Linked DNA regions of Homo sapiens: region 1 is linked to region 2. Evidence: read pairs that join two places in POLR2A ChIA-PET (ENCODE). Cell type or tissue: PC-3. All regions are shown on one strand. Links, peaks and the distances in the headings refer to the core of each region. The heading gives the core; the rest is flanking DNA.

Region 1 (12,190 bases), core at 5,829-8,328, 150 kb before region 2:
AGATCTATTTCACCTCCCTGTCCAGACTTGACACCTTACACATCCAGATGCATCAAATTCCAGTTCACACTTTTCCTCTAACCCATCACAGACTTGCATAACTTTGCTCAGAATATGACTGCTCCTCAGAATTCTTTTCCTCTATTTCTGCTTCCTAAATATGTTCTTAGCCTTCACAATTCAATTTACTGCCTTTTTCTTTGAGAAACCTTTCCTGACCTCCCAGGTGGAAGCCCTCCTTCTTGGGTCTCCTGCAATAGGCATCTGTTTAAAGCACTTTTTAATTAGTACCTGAGATAGTTTGGCTGTGTCCCCACCCAAATCTCATCCTGAACTGTAGTTCATGTGTCATAGGAGGGACCCGGTGGGCAGTCATTGGATCATGGGGGCAGTTTCCCCCATGCTGGTCTCATGATAGTGAATTAGTTCCCATGAAAGCTGATGGTTTTATAAGGGGCTTTTCCCCCTTTGCTTGGCACTCCTCTCTCCTGCCGCCTTGTGAAGCAGGATGTGTTTGCTTCCCCTTCCACCATGATTGTAAATTTCCTGAGGCCTCCCCAGACATGCAGAACTGTGAGTCAATTAAACCTCTTTCCTTTATAAATTACCCAGTCTTGGGTATTTCTTCATAGCAGTGTGAAAGTCAGCTTTACGCTCTGCACTTAGTAGTCTTGGGTTTAAATTCTGCCTCCACCACTTACTAGCTGTGTGACCTTGGACAAGTCACTAAACCTTACAAGCTCTCCATGAATAACAATGATAGTGCCAAAGGTTTAATAACAATAATACTTGCCTCAGTGGGAGGTTATGAAGTTAGAGACAATGCACATAAAAATAAGCCATTTATGATGGAATCTCTCACATAGTAGGACATGGTGGCATGTGTTCATCAAAGAGGGATATCTCCTCTACCTCTGCCACAGTGCCTTACCCATAGCGGGTACTCAACATGTTTGTGGATTGAATATGGGAGGGGTGGGATTATGAGTTCAGTGTGCTGTAAAAATTGTATCTCCTTGGCGGGGCACGGTGGCTCATGCCTGTAATCCCAGCACTTTGGGAGGCCGAGGTGGGCGGATCACGAGGTCAGGAGATTGAGACCATCCTAGCTAACACAGTGAAACCCCCGTCTCTACTAAAAATACAAAAAATTAGCCAGGCGTGGTGGCGGGCGCCTGTAGTCCCAGTTACTCGGGAGGTTGAGGCAGGAGAATGGCGTGAACCTGGGAGGCGGAACTTGCAGTGAGCCGAGATCACGCCACTGCAGTCCAGCCTGGGCGACAAAGTGAGACTCCGTCTCAAAAAAAAAAAAAAATTGTGTCTTCTTGAATATGAAAGTGAAGAGCACCCCTCACTTTGGCAGAGAGCCAGAAGCCAGAACAAGGCTGAAGCTAAGCTGAATCTTGCCAAGATAATAAAAATGCATGAAAGTATCTCATGATTATTACTTCTCTCAGCATTTCAGGGATAAAACTATGTTAAAGGTTAAAAAAAAATTTATGAGATGAAGTTTCACTCCATTGCCCAGGCTGGAGTACAGTGGCATAATCATGGCTCACTGAAGCCTTGATTTTCCAGGCTCAAGCAATCCTCCCACCTCAGCCTCCTGGGTAGCTGAGACTACAAGCACATGCCTGGCTGATTTTTTTCTATTTTTGGTAGAGATGGGATTTTGCCATGTTGCCCAGTCTGGTCTCAAACTCCTGAGCTCAAGCCGTCCTCCCACCTCGGCCTCCCAAAGCGCTGGGATTACAGACATAAGCCACCATGCTTGGCCTAAAATTCTTTACAAAGGAAAAAAATTCTTAAAAATCAAAATCAAAGACCGGGCGCGGTGGCTCACACCTGTAATCTCAGCACTTTGGGAGGCCAAGGCAGGCAGATCACGAGGTCAGGAGATCAAGACTATCCTGGCCAACATGGTGAAAACCCGTCTCTACTAAAATACAAAAAATTAGCCGGGCGTGGTGGCAGGCGCCTATAATCCCAGCTACTCAAGAGGCTGAGGCAGGGGAATCACTTGAACCCAGAAGGTGGAGATTGCAGTGAGCCGAGATTGCACCACTGCACTCCAGCCTGGCAACGAAGTGAGACTCCATCTCAAAAAAAAAAAAATCAAAATCAAATTGCCAATTTTTGTTCCCAATACCATGACTCTCTTTTCCATTTAGAGATCAGGCAGGAAAATTCCATGCAACACTGGCAATTTATGAATGATACTGAAAGTCAGACTAGAAAGTGGAGTTTTGTTTTTCCGAGGATCAAGTTATTTCCAAGAGCTCTGAGGTACTGATGCTGGAAGAGACTGAGATGAGAGGTTAAGCCATCTGTAATTCAAACAAACCCATGGAAAGTATGCAGGAAAATGAAACTGACGCCAACCTTGGCAGAGAAAATGATTTCCGAAGAAACTGTTTTTCCAATTAGAAGAAAATGAGTTTGGTGGCAATAAAGTTGGGAAGAAAGCAGTCAAGTAATATGGCTATGGGGTAGAGAGGAGCCACCCTGTGGGAAGGTATGGTGTCACATGACAGCAGAATGAACTAGAGATGGAGAAGTTGGTTATCAAAGCTAAATTCTGTGCCTAACCTCAGTAAGATCTAGAAAGCAAGCTGTACCTGCCATCAGCTTTTTACTATGGAACCAGGGTCTGTATGAACTTACAGATTAATGTTTTAACTTTAAATCACAGATCCAGTTAGAAACACCAAAAAAAGATACAATGTGAAGACACTTTAGCTCTGGCCCCTTGATTCTATTTTCTTGTCTGCATTAGAAGTTAAATTCCAAATAAACACTGCAGGAAACCTGAGAAAGAAGCTAGGATCTTCAGTTATATGAGATCTGCTTGCTGTCCATGGGAACCCCAAAACTCATCAATGAAGCTTTGTTACCACCAGAGTCAGATGACCTCCACCATCATGAGTTCCATGTTAGCTGCTAGGGATATAAAGATGAATAGAATGAATAACCCTGCTTCTTTAAGTAGAGAAACACCAACAGAAAGAAGTTTGAAATTAGATGGAGCAGACTCTGCTGTTTGTCTGCCCAGGTTGTCTTCACCTTTTTTGCTTACATAACAGAAGCCATATTTTGTTCAGTTGTCCTCCCCAAGAGGATATCGTCTTGGAGGTGGAGCTGGAATAGGCTAATCTAATCATGATAATCCCACTCCTTTTTCTATAATAGGTGGGAAAATCAGAATGCAGCCAATCAGTGTGTGCCTCATATGGCTTTGCTGTGTCCCCACCCAAATCTCATCTTGAATTGTAGCTCCCATAATTCCCACGTGTTGTGGGAGGGACCTGGTGGGATGTAATTGAATCATGGGGTGGGTCTTTCCTGTGCTGTTCTCATGATAGTGAATAAGGTTCAAGAGATCTGATGGTTTTATAAAGGGCAGTTCCCCTACACATGCTCTCTCTTGCCTGCCACCATGTAAGACGTGACTTTGCTCCTCCTTTGCCTTCCACCATGATTGTGAGGCCTCCCCAGTCATTTGGAACTATGAGTCCATTAAACCTTTTCCTTTATAAATTAGCCAGTCTCAGGTAAGTCTTTATTAGCAGCATGAGAACGGACTAATACAGTGCCATTCTCCTGGAAGCTGTTATTGTACTGGGATTGGACATATGATTATTTCTGGAGACAATTCAAGTGAAGGGAAGAGCTAAAATCCCACAATTGATAGTCTGTTTTTCTCTTTTCCTCTTTCCTGTTAGACATGAACAAAAAAGAATGTCACCCCAATTTTACCTGCAGTCACTTGTGACGTTACATGAAACAGCTTGAGCATAACACTTACACAGAAAAGAGAGAAGGGCCGAGAGAATCACAAAAGATCCCAGCCCAGAACATCCAATCCCAGGAACCTGCCCTACCTCAGATCAGTGCTGTCCAATCAAAATAGAATGTGAGCCATATACATAATCTTAAATTTTCTAGTGGCAATTACTGAAAGAGTAAAAAGAAACAGATGTCATTGTAATCCATGCTGTCTGCATGAAATATTCAAATATCAAATACTGATGTAACAACCTCAGAAAAGAAGAACAAAGGTAGAGGATTCTTACTTGGTTACTTGGTTTCAAAAGTTACTACAAAGCTACAGCAATCAAGAGTGCAGTACTGGAAACAACCTAAGTGTCGTTTAATGGATGACTGGATGATGATTTGTGGCATATATAGGCAACAGAATATTATTCAGCCATAAAAAGGAGATCCTGCCATTTTCAAGAACATGGATGAAACTGGAAGACATTATGTTAAGTGAAATAAGCCAGATACAGAAAGAAAAATATTGTATCATCTCTCACATATGTGGAATCTTTTTAAAAAAAGTCAAATACATAGAAACAGAGAGTAACACAGTGGTTACCAGAGGCAGGATTTGAGGGAAAGAATGAGGAGACACAAGTCAAAGGGCACACAGTTGCAGTTATGAATATAAGTCTAGGGATCTAATGCACACCATGAGTACTACAGTTAATAATTTTGTATTATATATACTGAGAATTTGCTAAGAGAGACAATTTTAGGTGCTCTTACCATAAAAAAGAAAGTTAACTATGTGAGATGATGGATATGTTAATTGGCTTGATTGTAGTAATCTTTTCTTGACTATAGTAATCATTTTACTCTGTATATGTATATCAAAACATCATACTGTACACCTTAAATATATACAATTTGAAAATAAAAGCTTGGCACAGTGGTGCACACTTGTAGTCTCAACCACTTAGGAGGCTGAGGTGGGAGAGTTGCTTGAATCCAGGAGTTTGATTCCAGCCTGGGCAATATAGTAAGATCCAATCTCAAAAAAAAAGTGTGATGGTGGCATAGGAACAGACATGCATCAGTGGAATAGAATCCAGAGACTGGAAATAAACCCATACAGTTATGGTCAATTGATTTTTGACATTGCCAAGAAAATTCAATGGGGAAAGAATAATCTTTTCAACAAATGGTGCTGGAACAACTGCATAGCCACATGCAAAAAGTGAGGTTGGACCCCCAACTGATATGGTTTGGATGCTTGTCCCCTCCAAATCTCATGTTGAAATGTAATCCCCAGTGTCGGAGGTAGAGCTGGTGGGAGGTGTTGGATCTTGGGGGTGGATCCCTCATGAATGGCTTGGTGCCATCCTCATGGTAATGAGTGAGTTCTTGCTCTGAGTTCACAGGAGATCTGGCTGTTTAAGAGTATGGTACTATCCTCCAACAAACTCCTTCTCTTACCCTGTGACACACCTGCTCCCTCTTCACCTTCCACCATGAGTGGAAGCTTTCTGAGCTCCTCACCAGAAGCAGATGCTGGTGCCATGTTTCCTATACAGCCTGCAGAACCATGAGCCAAATAAACCTCTTTTCTTGATAAATTACCCAGCCTCAGGTATTCCTTTATAGTAATGCAAAATGGAACAACACACCTACTTCTCACACTGTACATAAAATTTAACTCAATTGGGACCAGCCTGACAAACACAGAGAAACCTCGTCTCTACTAAAAATACAAAATTAGCCGGGCATGGCGGCGCATGCCTGTAATCCCAGCTGCTCGGGAGGCTGAGGCAGGAGAATTGCTTGAACCCAGGAGGCAGAGGCTGCAGTGAGCCAAGATCACGCCATTGTACTCCACACTCCAGCCTGGGCAACAAAAGCAAAACTTCATCTCAAAAAAAAAAAAAAAAAAAATTAACTCAAAATACTTAAATGTAAGAGATAAAACCATAGAACTTGTAGAAGAAAACAGAGGAGTAAATCTCTATAGCATTTGGTAGGCAATGGTGTCTTAGATGTGATAACAAAAGCAAAAACAACTAAAGAAAAAAACAAATAACTCGAACTTCATCAAAATTAAAAACTCTTGGCTGGGAGCAGTGGCTCATGCCTGTAATCCCAGCAGTTTTGAAGGCTGAGGCAGGTGGATTGCTTGAGCTCAGGAGTTCAAGCCTGGGCAACATGGCGAAACCCAATCTTCACAAAAAATACAAAAATTAGCCAGGCATGGTGGTGGGTGCCTGTAGTCCCAGCTACTCGGGAGGCTGAGATGGGAGGATCACTTGAGCCTGGGAGGCAGAAGTTGAAGTGGGCCAAGATTGCACCACTGCACTTCAGCCTGGGCAACAGAGCAAGACCCTAGTCCAAAAAAAAAATTAAAACTCCTGTGCATCAAAGGACATTATTAAGAAAGTACAAAGCAACCCAGACAATGGGAGAAAATATTTATAAATCATATATCTGATAAGGGTCCGATCTCCAGAATATATAAAGAACTGTTACAAATCAACAATAAAAAGAATAATAGCCCCATTTTTAAAGGGGCCAAGGATTTGTATAGACATTTCTCCAAAGAAGATATACAAATGACTAATAAACCCATGAAAAGATGTTCAATTTCATTTGTCTTTAGGGATATGCAAATCAAAACCACTATAAGATACTACTTCACACCACTGACATGGCTATCACCAAAAAGGCAGACAATAGCAAATGTTGACAACGATGTGGGAAATTGGAACCTTCATTCATTGCTGATGGGAATGTAAAATAATGCAGCTGCTTTGGAAAATAGTCTGGCAGGTCCTCAAAAAGTTAAACATAAGAGTTCCTGTGTGACCCAGCAATTCTACTTCTAGATAAATATCCAAGAAAATCGAAAACATATGTTCACACAAAAATTTGCACACAGAGATTCAATACAGCATCATTTCTAATAGCCCAAAAATGCAAATTATTTAGTTGTAAAACAGAATGAAGCACCAATAGTCAGTAAGAATGAACCTTGAAAACATTATACTAGTGAAAGAAGCCAGACACAAAAGCCACATATTGTATGATTGCACGTATACAAATTAGCCAAAATACCAAATCAAATCCACAGAGACAGAAAATAGATGTGTGGTTGCCAGGGCTGAGGACAGAAAGAAATGACTGCAAATGGGGTGATGCACGTTTTCTGCAATTCTTTTGGGGTGATGAAAATTTTCTGCAATTTGGTGATTGCTGTCCAACTTCCTGCATATGCTAAGAATCACTGGATTGTGTAGTTTAATGGAGTGATTTTATGGTATGCCAACTCTACCTTCATTTTTAAAATTGCAAAGATAATCAAATCTCTATCACTGAATTACATCCTTTGAGCATGTGGTGCAATAAACTAAGCTGTAAGTACACTTTGAATACATAGGCTGAGAAGGAAAGTACCACAGATGACTGAAGGGAAAACTAAGTGAACACCTTTTTTTTTTTTTTGGATGCAGGGGTAATTTTTCTGATTTGTGTCAAAATGGCAAACCAGTGCAGGTTGCAGTTTCCTTGCCCCCAAAATCAACCTTGGAGAAATGATTTTTATTTTATATTTTATTTTATTTTATTTTATTTTATTTTATTTTGTGAGATGGAGTTTCACTCTTGTTGCCCAGGCTGGAGTGCAATGGCATGATCTGAGCTCACCACAACCTCCTCCTCCCAAGTTCAAGCGATTCTCCTGCCTCAGCCTCCTGTGAGAAACGATTTCTTAAAAAACAGAGAGTATGGTTTCCACAAACAAACGAAAACAGGAACTGAAGTTAGACATCCTAACTGAAGCTGCCCAGGAGGGGCTGTGGGATGTTGGTGATTCCAGCCGGGGCAGAAGCAGCTGGCGGTGGCATGAAGAGCTCAGACTGGGGGAAAGATCTTAAGTCCTGCTCTTGCTTCTTCCCCCAAGTGACCCTGGCACCATTATTAGCTCCCTCTTGACTGCAGAAATCCCAGGTCACTGGTGTCTGAGGGCAGCACAAACCTCCACTGGGCTGAGGACTTGATGAAATAGATGTGGGCCAACTGGCTGCTTTCTGGTCATCTCAACAATACCCTCTGCCTCCAGATTCCCAGGGTTCGTGGATCTCAGTCCAGACAAACTGCCTCCTCTTCATCCTGCTTCTCACTGAGAGTGTACAATTGTAAGCATACATGCTGCTAACTCTACGGCTCCAACATTTATCAAGCAATGAGTAATGAGTTTTAAAACATAGATGAATCAAGAGGTATCATTAGAGATGTCAACAAACCTTCATAGAAACTCATAGGACAAGGAGATCAAAAATACAGATAAAAGCTGGGCATGGTGGTGCCCACCTCTAGTCCCAGCTACTCTAGAGACTGAGGCAGGAGGATCATTTGAGTCCAGGAGCTTGAGTCCAGCCTGGGCAACACAGCAAGACCCATAGTCTCTTAAAAAGAAAAACAAAAACTTCTCTTTGGGAAAAAAACACAGATAGCAAAGATCTAAAAAATATAATTAATAAATTCAAGCTATATAAATATACATATATAAACATATGTACACATGCATATGTTTATATAGAATACATATTACTTATATTAATATATGTTTGTATAATATGTATGTATACAGTTGTGAGAGGGAGAAGAAACTCTGTATATTAAAGAATAGAATATACCTTTTTTTTTTTTTTTCTGAGACAGAGTCTCACACTGTTGCCCAGGCTGAAGTGCAGTGGTGTGATCTCAGCTCACTGCAACCTCCGCCTCCTAGGCTCAAGCCATCCTCCCACCTCAGCCTTCTGAGTAGCTGGGACCACAGGCACATGCCACCAAGCCTGGCTAATTTTTTTATGAATACTTTTTTTTTTTTTGAGACGGAGTCTCGCTCTGTCGCCCAGGCCGGACTGCGGACTGCAGTGGCGCAATCTCGGCTCACTGCAAGCTCCGCTTCCCGGGTTCACGCCATTCTCCTGCCTCAGCCTCCCGAGTAGCTGGGACTACAGGCGCCCGCCACCGCGCCCGGCTAATTTTTTATATTTTTAGTAGAGACGGGGTTTCACCTTGTTAGCCAGGATGGTCTCGATCTCCTGACTTCATGATCTACCCGCCTCGGCCTCCCAAAGTGCTGGGATTACAGGCGTGAGCCACCGCGCCCGGCCTTATGAATACTTTTTGTAGAGATGGGATTTTGCTGTTACCCAGGCTGGTCTTGAACTCCCGAGCTCAAGCCATCCTCCTGCCTTGGCCTCCTGAAGTGCTGGGATTACAGGCATGAACCACTGTGCCTGGCCAGAATATATCATCTTTTTCTGCACATTTTTGAGTACATATGGAAAAAATATTAATAAAAATAGACCATAAATTAGGCCATAAAAGAAACCTCAATAAATTCCAAGGGAACAGGATCATACATAACATATTGACCAGGTTTTTCAGCTATAATGCAATAAAATTAGGATTTAATAACAAAAGATGACCACAGCAATACCATATGTCTGGAAAACTAAATAACTTTAAGAAACAACTTGGCTGGGCGCGATGGCTCATTCCTGTAATCTCAGCACTTTGGGAGGCCGAGGGGGGGTGGATCACCTGAGGTCGGGAGTTCGAGACCAGCCTGACCAACATGGAGAAACTCCGTCTCTACTAAAAATACAAAAGGAGCCGGGCATGGTGGCACATGCCTGTAATCCCAGCTACTTGGGAGGCTGAGGCAGGAGAATCGCTTGAACCCAGGAGGCGGAGGTTGCAGTGAGCCAAGATCGTGCCATTGCACTCCAGCCTGGGTGACAGAGCGAGACTCCATCTCAAAAAAGAAAAAAAAAAAAAAGAAGAAAGAAACAACTCATAGATTGTAGAGGAAACAAAAGGGAAACTAAAACATTCTCAACACTGAATGATAATAAAAATATTTCTTCCTTGCTCTGATAATACAATCAGAACGACTTCTATCAAGACTGGTGCTGTGTGTGTTGAGTTTCACAGCCAACCTGAGCCTCCTACTCAAGGGATGACACTGCATGATTTTAGCACTGAAGCTATAAGAGGTTCAGATTTTTAAGATCAAATTGTGATGCACCTGGTCTAATCATAAAGAGTTTGATTTCTTCTTCCTTACAAATCAGTAATTTTCAGGCTGGGTGCAGTGGCTCACGCCTGTAATCCCAGCACTTTGGGAGGCTAAGGCAGGCGGATCACCTGAGGTCAGGAGTTTGAGACCAGCCTGGCCAACATGATGAAACCCTGTCTCTACTAAAAATACAAAAATTAGCCGGGTGTGGTGGTGGGCACCTGTAGTCCCAGCTACCTGGGAGGCTGAGGCAGGAGAATCGCTTGAACCCAGGAGGCGGAGGTTGCAGTGAGCTGAGGTCACACCACTGCACTCTAGCCTGGGCGACAAAGCGAGACACTGTCTCACAAAAAAAAAAAAAAAAAAAAAAAGGCCGGGCGTGGTGGCTCATGCCTGTAATCCCAGCACTTTGGGAGGCTGAGGCGGGCGGATCACAAGGTCAGAAGATCGAGACCATCCTGGCTAACACAGTGAAACCCCCTCTCCACTAAAAAGTACAAAAAAAAAAAATCAGGAATTTTCTATACTCCATGAAGAAGTAACTCAATGAAGTATTATTGGAAATAATCTTAGTAACACATTCAAATGCAACACAACAAAAAGGAATGCTTACCTGACAATAGCAGCCAAAGTGGAGAGAGGAATTCATAGTTGACTACCTCCCAAATGGACACAGAATCTTCCAGCTTCAAATGGACTTGCTGGTTGGGTGAGCCTGGGAAGCAGCCTGGGAAGGAGACTTCCCTGAGAGATCGGTCTGTGATTTCTAGTCCTTGTTCTAGCTGCATCTTCAGAGCTGCCTGGGAGAGCCACCAAATGCTTGCTGCCATTCTCAATGTCACAAATTATGAATTAGGAACTTTTAAGTTAGTATATGAAGTGGACAAGTGTTGTTTTTACCTATGAGGCATTATGTCCCACTTTTTTTTTTTTTTTTCAGATGGAGTCTTGCTCGTTGCCCAGGCTGGAGCGCAGTAGCACGATCTCGGCTCACTGCAACCTCCACCTCCCGAGTTCAAGCCATTCTCCTGCCTCAACCTCCCGAGTAGCTGGGATTACAGGCGCACATCACCACACCTGGCTAATTTTTGTATTTTTAGTAGAGACAGGGTTTCACCATGTTGGCCAGGCTGGTCTCAAACTCCTGACCTCAGGTGATCCGCCCGCCTCGGCCTCCCAAAGTGAGAGGATTACAGGCGTGAGCCACCACACCCAGACAGGCCCCACTTTTTTTGACAGCAGCATCCTACATTTTTCTTGGGAAATTACCCCTCCCTGCTTCCAGGCTGTGTGGTCCATGTAGACGCCCTCCCGTGCTTGAGGGATGGCTACCTGTCCAATGAGCTCAGCATTTCTAGGGCATGGCGATGGCTTTACATCTGGGAAGACGGATCAGTGATTCATCTGCCCTGTGGGAGATTTTTGCAGGGTTGTTTTTTGTTGTTGTTGTTCTTGTTTTGAGACGGAGTTTCGCTCTTGTTGCACAGGCTGGAGGGCAATGGTGCGACCTCGGCTCACTGCAACCTCCACCTCCCAGGTTCAAGCGATTCTCCTGCCTCAGCCTCCCAAGTAGCTGGGATTACAAGGCATGTGCCACCACGCCCGGCTAATTATTTTTTGTATTTTTAGTAGAGACAGGGTTTCTCCATATTGATCGGGCTGGTCTTGAACTCCCTACCTCAGGTGATCTGCCCACCTTGGCCTCCCAAAGTACTGGGATTACAGGCATGAGCCACCACACCCGGCCACAGGGTTTTCTGTGAAAGGAACACTCTCTGTCGTTTTCAAAGCATAGGCAGTAAGGCACGTGAGTCTGGAGCAGCTTGGGGTCATCTTTGCCATCACTGGAACAGAGGCCTAGAATAAAGGCAACACAGAAAACAAAAACAAAAACAGGCAGTCAAGAGATGAAGAGGGACCGTTTCTTGATGACATCGTGCCTGAAGTTAGATGTATCCCTGAACTTTTTTATTACACAAGTCAATGAATTCCTTTTTTAAAAATTAAGCTAATTTGAGGTTTATCACTTGCAACAGAAAGCAGACTGACCAATATATCAACTAGTAAGAAATACAAGACAAAACCAACTGGATTTGGAACCAGATTTTGGTTCAACCTGTCCATCATCAACGAAAGATGTAGGCCTTCTTGATTATTAAAAAGTCAAGAAACAACAGATGCTGCCGAGGCTGTGGAGAAATAGGAATGCTTTTACACTGTTGGTGGGAGTGTAAATTAGTTCAACCATTGTGGAAGACAGTGTGGCGATTCCTCAAGGATCTACAAACAGAAATACCATTTGACCCAGCAATCCCATTACTGGGTATATACCCAAAGGATTATAAATCA
Region 2 (12,190 bases), core at 3,655-6,154:
AATCCCAGCACTTTGGGAGGCCGAGGCAGGTGGATCACCTGAGGTCAGGAGTTTGAGACCAGCCTGGCCAATATAGTGAAACCCCATCTCTACTAAAAATACAAAAATTAGCCCAGCATGGTGGCTTGCGTCCTAGCTGCTCCGGAGGCTGAGGTAGGAGAATCACTTGAAACCGGGAGGCGGAGGTTGCAGTGAGCTGAGATTACGCCACTGCACTCCAGCCTGGCAACAAAGCGAGACTCTGTCTCAAACAACAACAAACAACAACAACAACAACAACAAGAACAGGTCTGGTCTTTTCTGAGCACCTGTAATGGGCCAGATGCTGGGACAGGGTATGATGAGAAGAGCGAGTCACAGTCTCTGCAGTCTGCCCTGACAGGGCTCATGATTTTGTTCAGGAGACGGACACATAAACAAATCTCTGTAGCTCAGTGAGGCTAGAGGTGCATTAGAGGTCAGTACCAAGCACTACGGGAACACAGATAGGTGACAGTGGAGAAGAAGTTGTTTAAATCTGAAAGCAAGCGCATATTCTGCAATGGAAACACACAGATGTACCTGCCTGGATATAGGCAGAGTGGGGCCAGCGTGGGCCTCCCCACTCCTAAGGTGGAGCCACCTCTGCAAACCCCCAGGTGGGAGGAGAACAAGCCTCCAAAGGAAGAGAAAAGAGGCTGGGTTAGGCACATTCAGTTTCTCTCTCCTCTCTCTTTCTGGTTCTCTTCTCTCCAATTTGCTTAATTCTGCACAGCTGTTCGCAGGCTCCAACCCTTTCACTCTCCACACGCTCTGAAGTCTCACCCCACACACCTTTTCTGTCCTTTCCTGTCCTGTTCTATCCCAGGCAGGCAAGAGGGGTTAGAATAATAGCACGGTGAAGGCACAGAGGGAAGAATGACGAGCACGTTGGTAAGCAGGAGAGAGGGGGGCCGGAGATGAAGGTGGAAAGACCCTGTCCTCATGAGGTCACATCTGGACACTGAAATCTTTGATCAGTGTTTGGACTCACTTTAAAGGTGAAGGTGAGTCAGGAGAAGTTTTTTCTTTGGTTTGAGTATCTTTTTCTGGATTATCAGATTCCACTTAGAGATATGCTCGGTTAATATTTATTCTATTTTGTCTCTGTGTGTGTCTATAAAACAAAATTAGAACTACACCCCACGTAAGGTTTTGTAAACCGTTGATTTTCACTTAATTGTATGACTTTTTATATCATTAAATAGTCTTCTAAAACTATCATTTTTTTTTCTTTGAGACGGAGTCTCGCTCTGTTGCCCAGGCTGGAGTGCAGTGGCACGATCTCGCCTCACTGCAAGCTCCGCCTCCCGGGTTCACGCCATTCTCCTGCCTCAGCCTCCCCAGTGGCTGGGACTACAGGCGCCTGCCACCACGCCCGGCTAATTTTTTTGTATTTTTAGTAGAGACGGGGTTTCACCGTGTTAGCCAGGATTGTCTCGACCTCCTGACCTCGCGATCCGCCCGCCTCAGCCTCCCAAAGTGCTGGGATTACAGGCGTGAGCCACTGCGCCCGGCCCCCTTTTTTTTTCTTTAAATTTTTGAGACGGGGTCTCACTCTGTCACCTAGGCTAGAATACAGTGGAATGATCACAGCTCATTATTGCCTTGACCTCCCCAGGCTCAAGTGATCCTCCCACTTCAGCCTCCCGAGTAGCTAGGACTAAAGGAGTACACCACCACACCTGGCTAATTTTTGTATTTTTAGTAGAGACGGGGGTTCACCATGTTGTCCAGGCTGATCTCGAACTCCTGGGCTCAACTGATTCTCCCGCCTTGGCCTCCCAAAGTGCGGGGAGCCACCACACCCAGCTATAAAATAATATAACCAACAGGATTTCTGGCTGAGTGCAGTGGCTGACGCCTGTAATCCCAGCACTCTGGGAGCTGAAGCAGGTGGATCATGAGGTCAAGAGATCAAGACCATCCTGGCCAACATGGTGAAACCCTGTCTTTACTAAAAATACAAAAAATTAGCTGCGTGTGGTGGCGTGTGCCTGCAGTCCCAGCTACTTGGGAGGCTGAGGCAGGAGAATCACTTGAACCCAGGAGGCGGAGGTTGCAGTAGTGCAATCTCAGCTCAGAACCTCCACCTCCTGGGTTCAAGCGATTCTCCTGCCTCAGCCTCCTGAGTAGTGGGGCTACAGGCATGCACAACCATGTCCAGCTAATTTTTGTATATTTTTGTATTTTTGGTAGACACGGGGTTTCACCATGTTGGCCAGGATGGTCTCGAACTCCTGACCTCAAGTGATCTGCCCACTTTGGCCTCCCAAAGTGCTGGGATTACAAGCATGAACCACTGTGCCCAGCCTCAGTTTTGGAACATTTTTATCACCCTGGAAAGTTTTCTTGTGCTTGAGTACAGTTAATCCCCACTCCATGCCCCAGACAGGTCTGCTGTCTGTCTCTGCATATTTGCCTTTTCTGAGCATTTCACAGACATGGAATCATACAGTATGTAGTCTTCCTCGTCTGGGCTTCTTAACACCACGTTTTTGAGGTCCATCCATGTTGTGACATGCACTAGTAGTTTGCTCTTTTTTATTGCTGCAGAGTATTCCACTGAATGGATATGCCACATTTTGTTTTATCCATTCATCAGCTAAAGACTGTTTGGGCTGTTTCCAGTTTCTGGCTATTATGAATTGTGCTGCTGGGAGCATTAGCCTGGGTGTCACGGGTGAGCTTACGTTTTCTTTTCTCTTGGGCAGATTACTAGGAGGGCAGGGTGAGGTTATTCCTACCTTGAATTTCTGAAAGCATCTTCCAAAACTGGCTCTCCTTCCAGTTCAACCCCTATACTGCGTCCAGTGTCAGCTCCCTAAAATGCACACCCGGGCCAGGCGCGGTGGCTCACGCCTGTAATCCCAGCACTTTGGGTGGATCGCAAGGTCATGAGATCGAGACCATCCTGGCTAACACTGTGAAATTGCGTCTCTACTAAAAATACAAAAAAATTAGCCAGGCGTGATGGCGGGCGCCTGTAGTCCCAGCTACCGGGAGGCTGAGGCAGGAGAACGGCGTGAACCCGGGAGGCGGAGCTTGCAGTAAGCAGAGATCGCGCCACTGCACTCTAGCCTGGGCGACAGAGAGAGACTCCGTCTCCAAAAAAAAAAAACAAACAAACAAAAAAAAACAACAACAAAAACGCACACCTGGTTATGTCTCTTCCCAGATTAAAGCCTTTCAGGAGCTCAGAACAAAGTCCAGATTCCCGACCCTGCAAAATATACTGGTTTTCCCAGTGCAGCTCAGCCCCTCTCCAGCCCCTCCGCAGCTCCTCTTCTGCCCCATCTCTCATCTTGGGTATCAGGCTTACCCAGGTGTGCCATTGTATCCCCAATGGGTGAGTCCATATGTTGGAATCCACTTAGAAAGCACTTTGTAGGCATCGTTGGATGAATGAGTGGAAATTGCAGATTTGTGATCACAGCTTTTAAAATGCTTGTACATACTGCTTCTTGGCCCTTTGGCAAAGGTTAAGTGTGAAATGCTTGTGCATAGCCATCAGACCCTGGGATGGCTGCCAAAAAAGGTCAGAAACTAATATGGACTAGGAATTGGGAGACCTGGGTTATTTTCTAGCACCCACTGTAAAGGTTTAGTGAGCCCTTCTCAAATGTTCATAGCCAAATTCATGAAACATTTCATACTGTTAGACCTCTATGCCTTTATGTATGCAGTTTTCTCTCTCTGGAACATATTTTCCTTACCTAGAACAGATTCCCCATCTGCTTAGAGAACTCATATTCATCCTTCAAAACCCTGGTCAGCCATCACCTCTACTGTAATACCTTCTCTTGATCCTTTCCACCCAAGTAGAATTATTATTCCCTTCCTCCTCTGTACTGCTGTATTTTGTACACACTTTTATTATTGTATATTTTGAAAAATTATTTGCTTCTACGTCTGCATACCACACTACACGTCAAGTTTTCTAGGGAACTACTTCCCATTTGCCTTTGTATCACAAGGCACTGGAGCTTTGGGATACAGATATAGGAGCTCAATAGTTTTGTTTTGCTTTTGTTTTTGAGGTGGAGTCTCACTCTGTAGCCCAGGCTGGAGTGCAGTGGCACGATCTCGGCTCACTGCAACCTCCACCTCCCGGGTTCAGGTGATTCTCCTGCCTCAGCCTCCTGAGTAGCTGGGACTACAGGAGTGCACCATCATGCCCAGCTAATTTTTGTATTTTTAGTAGAGACAGGGTTTCACCATATTGGCCAGGCTGGTCTTGAACTCCTGACCTCGTGATCCACCTGCCTCGGCCTCCCAAAGTGCTGGGATTACAGGCGTGAGCCACTGCACCTGGACTAATTGTTTGTTTTTTATCTGAACATTTTCAAGCCTTAAGTTCTCCTTTCATCAAAGGGAGATGACAATACATTCCTTAGCTACTCTAAAAGTTTTTTTTAATGAAAATAAAATGACTAATAAATAAAAATTCCTTGACAAAAGGCATGAGAGACTCTACGAAGGTCAAGTCTAGTCTAGTAAACTCTTGCTTGGCCAGGGTACCTGGCTACTCGGCTGGACATAAGTTGACCTTATTTGGTTCAGGAAGTGCTTGAGGCTCTCCTAAGCCTTCGTCATTGTCACTGTGAGGATGGGTGGAATGAGGGGTCAGTTAAGGATGGTGATTAAGAGCTGATGACTGTGTCTAAAAATGTGACCCCATCCTTCCCCAGCCCTTCCTCTGCTTTATCTTCGTTGCCTTTATTGCTCTGTGACATCATCCAACAAATGTATTTGCCTTGTGACTGTCATTTCATGGCAAAGGCTGCTGGTTGCCCAACCAAATCCATTCTCCCTTTTTCCCTGGCTCTTGATTAAACCCCATTCCTTAACCCTTTTTGAAGCAGGATGGGTCCACAGGCCTAGGTTCTCACTTACAGAAAGGAAACAGAAACAAATGCTGCCCCTCCCAGGCCCGGGCTTGAGCATGGTAGGCGTGGCCTCTCCGAATTCCCTTCCACCTTCCCGTGGCTACACAAGGATGTGGCAGCAGCCCAGCCTCACCTAAGCAGGTGAAGACAGTGTCCTAGGTGCTTAGAAGAGCAATGATGTGCAAGGGACCAGGGTTTTCCACATGACCATGTGGCTAGGGCAAGATTGTCCATCAGTCTGGGACATATGCCTTGAATTACTACTCAAGAAAGAAATTCAGGCCGGATGCTGGGGCTCACGCCTGTTATCACAGCACTTTAGGAGGCCAAGGCGGGCAGATCACTTGAGGTCAGGAGCTCGAGACCAGCTTGACCAACATGGCGGAAGCCTGTCTCTACAGAAAATACAAAAAGTAGCCAGGCGTCGTGGTGCTCACCTGTAATTCCGGCTACTCGGGAGACTGAGGCAAGAGAATCACTTGAGCCTGGAAGGCGGAGGTTGCAGTGAGCTGAGATGGTGTCATTGCATTCCAGCCTGGGCCACGGAGTGAGACTTTGTCTCAAAAAAAAAGAAAGAAAAGAAAAAAGAAATTCACTTCTTTGTTCTTTAATAAATTTTGGAGTCTATTTGTTCCCACCCAACCTTACCCTAACTTACACATACTAATGCTTTGTGACAACTGAGACTTGGTCTTTTTCCTTCACTGCAGTGTTCCTAGTGCCTAGAATAATATCTGGCTCATAGTAGGTGCTTAAACTAATACTGGCCCATAAATGAATGGAGTCAGAATGCCTGTGTTTGAATCACTGACAAGCCATGTGGCCTCAACCTTGTGGATCTCAGCTTCCTCACCAGTAAAATGGTAATAATTGGACCTACCTTTTGGATTATTGAGGAGATTAAGATAATATATTCACAGCTCATAGAGAAATGCCTGACATATATGTGCTCAGTATTAGAGATTATTATTACCACTATTATTATTATTATTTTGAGACGGAGTCTTGCTCTGTCACCCCGGCTGGAGTGAAGTGGCGCGATGTTGGCTCACCGCAACCTCTGCCTCCTGGGTTCGAGAGATTCTCCTGCCTCAGCCTCCCAAGTAGTTGGGACCACAGGCACATGCCACCACGCCCAGCTAATTGTTTTTTTTTTTTGGTATTTTTAGTAGAGACAGGGTTTCACTGTGTTAGCGAGGATGGTCTTGATCTCCTGACCTCATGATCCACCCGCCTCAGCCTCCCAAAGTGCTGAGATTACAGGTGTGAGCCCCTGTGCCGGGCAGCACTATTATTATGATTGCATCCATGTCATGTTTTCTCCAGCCTTTGGGGTCTTCAGTAATATTAATACTTAACAATGATTTTATGCTAATTTAGAATAACTTACAGGGTAGAAGAAGCCACGGCTGCCTGGATGGCAAATGTGTCTCTACTTCTGCCATTGGCTGGCATAGGTGGAGTGGCTTTACCTGTTACCTGTTTCAAGAACTCAATGAGATAGCTTTGGGAGCATATGCAAATGTATGCAAATTGCACACAAATTTATAGAAAACAGCCTTGTGTGTGCCTCCGCATGTACTAGAAAGAATTCTGGTGGCTTTATACAATTCTACCTTTGGGTTATGCCATTTTGTATTCCGCTGTTTCAGAAAGACTTACCTGGAAGGAGGGAGGTGCGTGCACATGAGTGTGTGCTCACGTCTGCAGGATGGGCCGGGGGAGGGCAGAGGAGGCCAGTCATGACAGCGGAAATACTGCTCAGCAGCCAGTCATGACAGCAGAAATACTGCTCAGCAGCCAGTCATGACAGCGGAAATACTGCTCAGCAGCCAGTCATGACAGCGGAAATACTGCTCAGCAGCCAGTCATGACAGCGGAAATACTGCTCAGCAGCCAGTCATGACAGCGGAAATACTGCTCAGCAATCAGATATGTTTGCTGAGCAGTGTTTCAGCTGTTAAATTTTTATTTTATTGATCCAAAATAAAATGTAAAACTCCAGGCTCTGAGGCCCTACCTCTAATCAGTCAGTCCATGCGATCAACAGCCACTAATGACCTCCCATCATTAGATAACCCTGCGCTGTAGATTTCCACAAGGGCTGCAAAAGGAGCTCAGGAAACTTGTCTTTGGGTTTGAAATGTCAAGTATCCTTAGGGCTACTCAGCTGTGAAAGGGTGAGTAATCAGCCACCCACCAGAGGTTTTTGTAAAATGGGCACAAAGACGTGGGCCCCCGACACAGCTGCTGTGAGGCTCACTTGAGAGCATGGGAGTAAGGGGTCTTTGCAGTGTTGCATATGGGTGTGAGAGCGCACAGGTCACTATCATTATTATCAGGAGAGGAGATCATGAGGAAGGAGGGGAAGTCCTGAGGCCGCCTTCTGCAGTATTTGCGGGGTTAAACAGATAGTACAGCAGCAGCATCATAGAGACCCACACCTTTAGAGCCTTCCAAAGCAATCCTGACCTCAAATGCTTGGTCTGCCAATCATTCCACACGGCAGAAGCATTTGCTTGTCACGCATGCGCTCATTCGTTCATTTGGCAAAGATACCTTGGGCACCTGCCCTGTGTGGGGTCCTATGCTGGGTTCCAGGATATAAACACGGAGAAGACACGGTCTTTGCTCAGGAGGACCTGTTCTTTCTCACACTAGAGCCAAGTAATAATCCAGGAAAGGAGAGAAACATGTTATCAATAAATACCACACTGCATGCAAGGGACAGTAACACAACGGAGGAAAGATACCAGGGAGAAAATAATTTGGCTGTACGTGGGGAGGCCGAAGGCTTACGGAGGAACGCATGTCATTTTTGAGAGTGAGCAGGGGCCTGCCAAGTGGACTGGCAGGGAAGCCTGTGCGCTGGGGTAGAGAAGCGTGAAGCCACATGGCCGTATGCTCCGAGAGCTGATTTGGAAAATACGGTCCGCTGTGTCAAGATGTGGCTTTCTCCAATCATCCTGGCCCAGACATCCCTGACTCCTCCAAATGCCTGCGACATTTATTAACCCACAGTACTTGTTTGGCAGTTACTGTACAGGACAAGTCCTTGCTGCGGGTGGCCTGTCTCTTCAAGGAGGTTGTGAGTCACCTGAGAACTGAGGCTGTCTACTCTGTCTTGGTCTCCCCGGGACCCAGTTCAATGCCTTCCTTTAGAATATTAAGCAGGCAAGAAAAGTTTTTTGCTGGAGGTGTCCAAATGGATGAGAATGTTCCCACCTTCAGATGCTACTATGTATTGAGAATCCCACAGGTGCTGTGCCGAATGCTAATTTGTATATTATCTCATTGAATCTTCACAGTAACCCTATGAGGTAGATACGGCGGGTCTCCATTTTACAGATGAAACAACCGAAGCTTATGGCGATGACTTCACTTGCAGAACAGCAGCTTAGAAGGGATGGAGCCGGGATCTGAATATGGGCTAACTGGCTCAAGGGCCAAGGGTTTTAGCTCTGACTCTACCCAAATGTACAGCTTCTATTTTGGTATACTTAATAACACTATATGAATTCGAGTTTTAGAGACCAACACATAAGTCCCAACTCTAATGAAACAGTGGTTATTTCTTCTTGTGGCTGTCTCTTGAGCCCTGAGCTCCTTGAGCATGAGGCTACACCCGCGCCCTCTTTATGCTCCATACCTAGCACAGCACTTAGTCTCCTGGAATGGAGAATAAAGGGGACCAGGGAATTGTTCAGGGTAATTCTAGAAGGACTTCTTGGAGGAGGCCAAATTTCATTAAGCAAACTGGGAACATGGTGGGAGGCAAGCCAGGAAGAGGGTATGAATAAAGGCGCAAAGGTGGACATGATGACATCATTTATGGGGTGCCACATGCTTTTGATGAAGAGGAACTAGATATGTGTTTGGGGGAGCCCCAAACTCCCAGGCTACTTCAGGGGTACAGTTGGAGTGCTTTGTGCTCTCCATGTAAATCTCATTCCTTCCTGGGAAATAGAGCCAAGGCTGTCTTTGGAGGGATGAAGTTCCTTGCTCTACCAGAAACGATGAATGAGTTTCTCCAGGTGAGATACTGCTGAGAAACTGGTAGCCTAGTTGACAGGCATCATTTACAGGTGACAATTAGTTAATCAATTCTTGAGTGTTCTGGGGCTGATTCTAGGAACTGGAATAAAGTATCGAGCCTGACTTGGCACAGTGGCTCACGTCTGTAATCTCAGTACTTTGGGAGACTGAGGCAGGAGGATAACTTGAGCCCAGGAGTTTGAGACCAGCCTGGGCAACATAGTGAGACCCCCAATCACTGCAAAAAGTAAAAAAAAAAAAAAAAAAAAAAAAAAAAAATTAGCCAGGTGTGGTAGCATGTGCCTGTAGTGCCAGCTACTTGGGAGGCTGAGGTGGGAGGAGCTCTTGAGCCTGGGAGGTTGGGACTGCAGTGAGCCATGATTGCCCCACTGGACTTCAGCCTGCGTGACAGAGTAAGAACCTATCTCTAAATAAATAAATAAGAAAGAATGAATGAATAAAAAGATTGGCCCTTATAGAGGTTCCATTTTAGTGGTGGAAAGTAGCGTGAATAAGTAAACAAACCAGCAAGCTGAGAAATGCCAGGGGGTAATAATAAACAAGTTGAAGCCAGGAAAAGAAGGGAAGCAACTTAGGAAGACAAGGGAGATTGACTGGAGAAAGATATGAGGTCAGTGAATGCCAGTTTGGGGAGGTGACATATGGGCTGAGAAAGCCCAAATGACCAAATGGCACCAACCATGCCAGGAGCTGGGAAGGAAGTACTTCCAGTGGAGGGCACAGCAAAGGGCAAAGCTCTGGTGGTGGAAACAAACATGAGGAATTGCATGTATGAAAAGACTAGAGTGTGGTGAACCAAGAGAAGAGGGGTCCCAAATTAGGGGGGTGGGGGAAGGAACACGGAGCCAGGCCATGCAGGATCTGGTGGGCTCTTGTTCCAAGTTCCTTAGTGTATCAGTTAGCTATTGCTGTGTAACAAATTACCCCCTTTTAGCAGTTTTAAACAAAACACATTTCAAAGCTCACAGTTTCTGCAGGTCAGGAGTCTGGGAAGGCTTTCTCTGGGTCTTCTGCTTCAGGGAGTGTCACAGGTTGCAGTCAAGGTGTTGGCTGGGCTGTAGTCTCTCTGGGTTCAACTGGGGAAGGCCCCACTTCAAGCTCCCGTGGTTGTTGGCAGGATTCAGCTCCTCAGGGGGCTATTGATCTGAGCACCCCCAACCCTGTTCCTCACCATGAGGGTCTCTCCAACAGAATAGCTTTCCTCATCAAATTGTGCAGGAGACAAATCGTTCAGGGAGATGACACAGTCTACCCACAAGACAGAACCTGAACACAGAATTGACCTTCATTGCCTCTGCCATATTCTATTTGTTAGAAGCAAGTCAGGGTCCCACCTCCACTCAAGGAATACCTGGAGGTGGGGATCATTGGGGGTCATCTTAGAAGGCTGCCTGCCACTCACAGGAAGTCACTGGAGGTGTCTAAGCAGGGAGGTGACTTGATCTGACGTGTATTTTCAAAGGGTCACTTTGGCTTCCTTAAGTATTGTGTGGGTGGGGGATGGGCAAGAGTGGGAGCCAGCTGGCCAGCCAGCGGCTGCTGTAAAAGACGATGCTGGTTTGGGTTCAGGAGGTAGTGGTGGAGATGCAGAGTAGAGGCAAGGGGGGCTTGCCAGTGGATCCAGAGAGGGTCACACAACGAGGAACTGGGGATGACTCCCAGGTTTCCCAGGGCTTGCAACTTGTACCTATGGGAGGATGGCGCTTTGGATTCTCGTTTTTCTCCTCCTGAGACAGACAGGGTGAAACTCTCTCCACCCTCCTCCAACCCTACCCAAGGTCGCACACTTGCTGGATGGCTGGCCAGCATTAGGAGCCCCGGCTGTGAGCAGAGAGCAGATGTCTCCTTGTACCAGGCTGAGAGACTGACCCTGTGTCCTCAGTCTCATTAGCCTGCCCACGCTCAGACCAACCAAGCTAGCGGGCCAGAGGGAGGGAAGCCGCGCCCCCATAACTGTGATCACAAAGTCAACCAGAGCTGGAGAGGGCTCAGGGGTATGTGTGTCTGTGTCTGTCTCAGATGGGCTACACGTGGAGAAGGGAGTGGTTCAGGGCAGGGAGAGTTACTACAGCTGACCCTAGAATGTTAGGGCATCACTAGTCAGTATATTCCAGAGAAACAAACACGTCAGCTCTTTATCTGAGGAATATCTGTCTACACGAAACCTTTATTTGCTCCATGTGGAAAGAGAGAGAAATAGATCATCATGCAGTTACCATGTATTGTGTTTCCACTACGTGTAGGTCTCACTGCTAAGCCCTCAACAGACACCTCATTTCATCCTCGTAACAACCCCGTGAAATAGACATTACTATTATCCCATTTCCTAGATGGGAAAACTGAGGCTTAGAAAAGTTAAACAACTTGCCCAAGATCTGTTTAACTTCAAACCCACATTCCCAACGGCTACCACCACCCTGGCTCCCATTTAGGCTGGTGAAAGATTCATTTCCTGCTTCCAGAGGCAAAACTAGGGGCGGGAGTTTTTCTTCTAAAACGTGGGGTCCAGCCTTGCTCCAGAGAGTAAACTGCGTTGAGAGAAGCGCTCAGTTTTGAGCAGTGCGAGCCGCAGGTGGTGCTCCCTAGCGGTGGTAGCTAAAAAGGGCAGCGGCCGTGGGACGGGAACATGGAGCTGCTGTTGCAGCCAGTTAACGGGCTGGTGACAAAGTCGCAATTGTGTCTGTGGAGCAGGGAGCCTGTTCCATCGAGGCAGGCTGCCCCAAGTAAAAGGCTAGAGAGTGTCTCCTTTCCTGGGGCCCATGAGATGTCCTCACGCTCCCTGGCCAGGCCAGTCAGGTGCTGATCAGAGGTGAAATACGCCAGTAACGCAAATGACATCACCAGACACCAGCCATACTCTTATTCAAACCTAGCATTTGCACCTAAATTCAACTTCTGCACATAAAATACTGGCAGCATCTTGTTTACGACTTAAGGCATAGGATTTTGGCTAATTTAGATGTCAGTCTGGTGAACAAAGGGGGATATTCTTCTTATTGAATTTTTCTTGCTTACAGCAACCTGGCATCGCGTGGTGGGTTTCCTGGGGACCGCCTTGCACATAGCTTCCCAAGGCCCAACCTCATGGGAAATTGGACAGGGATGGAGAGTGAGACATGACGTGCTCTGTAGTTCGGAGAACACAGGGAGGAGTGAGGATTCCGCTGGGGGTGGGGGATGGGGAAGGCATGACGTCAGGTGTTTAAATCATAGGGATACCTTGGGTA

The links. Peaks named below come from ENCODE experiments on the same cell type or tissue, not always from the same donor. Only the 100,000 strongest peaks of a DNase experiment are listed, where the experiment ranks them.
Region 1: POLR2A ChIA-PET joins it to region 2 with 5 read pairs; 3 of 35 experiments call an interaction of 5 or more read pairs at or near these places.

The regions. Positions count from the first base shown.
Region 1 is chr1:13,669,981-13,682,170 of GRCh38, reverse strand. It overlaps LOC105378612 (a long non-coding RNA gene), which reads right to left and starts at 11,977. Exons shown (of 3, transcript XR_946968.2): 1 at 11,520-11,977; 2 at 10,455-10,641; 3 at 7,453-7,930. In PC-3, for the core only: no CTCF peak of the experiment used is centred there; no DNase peak of the experiment used is centred there.
Region 2 is chr1:13,516,758-13,528,947 of GRCh38, reverse strand. No RefSeq gene overlaps it. Among named protein-coding and RNA genes, the nearest start is that of LRRC38, 8.8 kb to the right of the region's middle. RefSeq lists an enhancer at 6,220-7,419. In PC-3, for the core only: no CTCF peak of the experiment used is centred there; a DNase peak (open chromatin) is centred at 4,697; H3K27ac peaks cover 1,000 bases.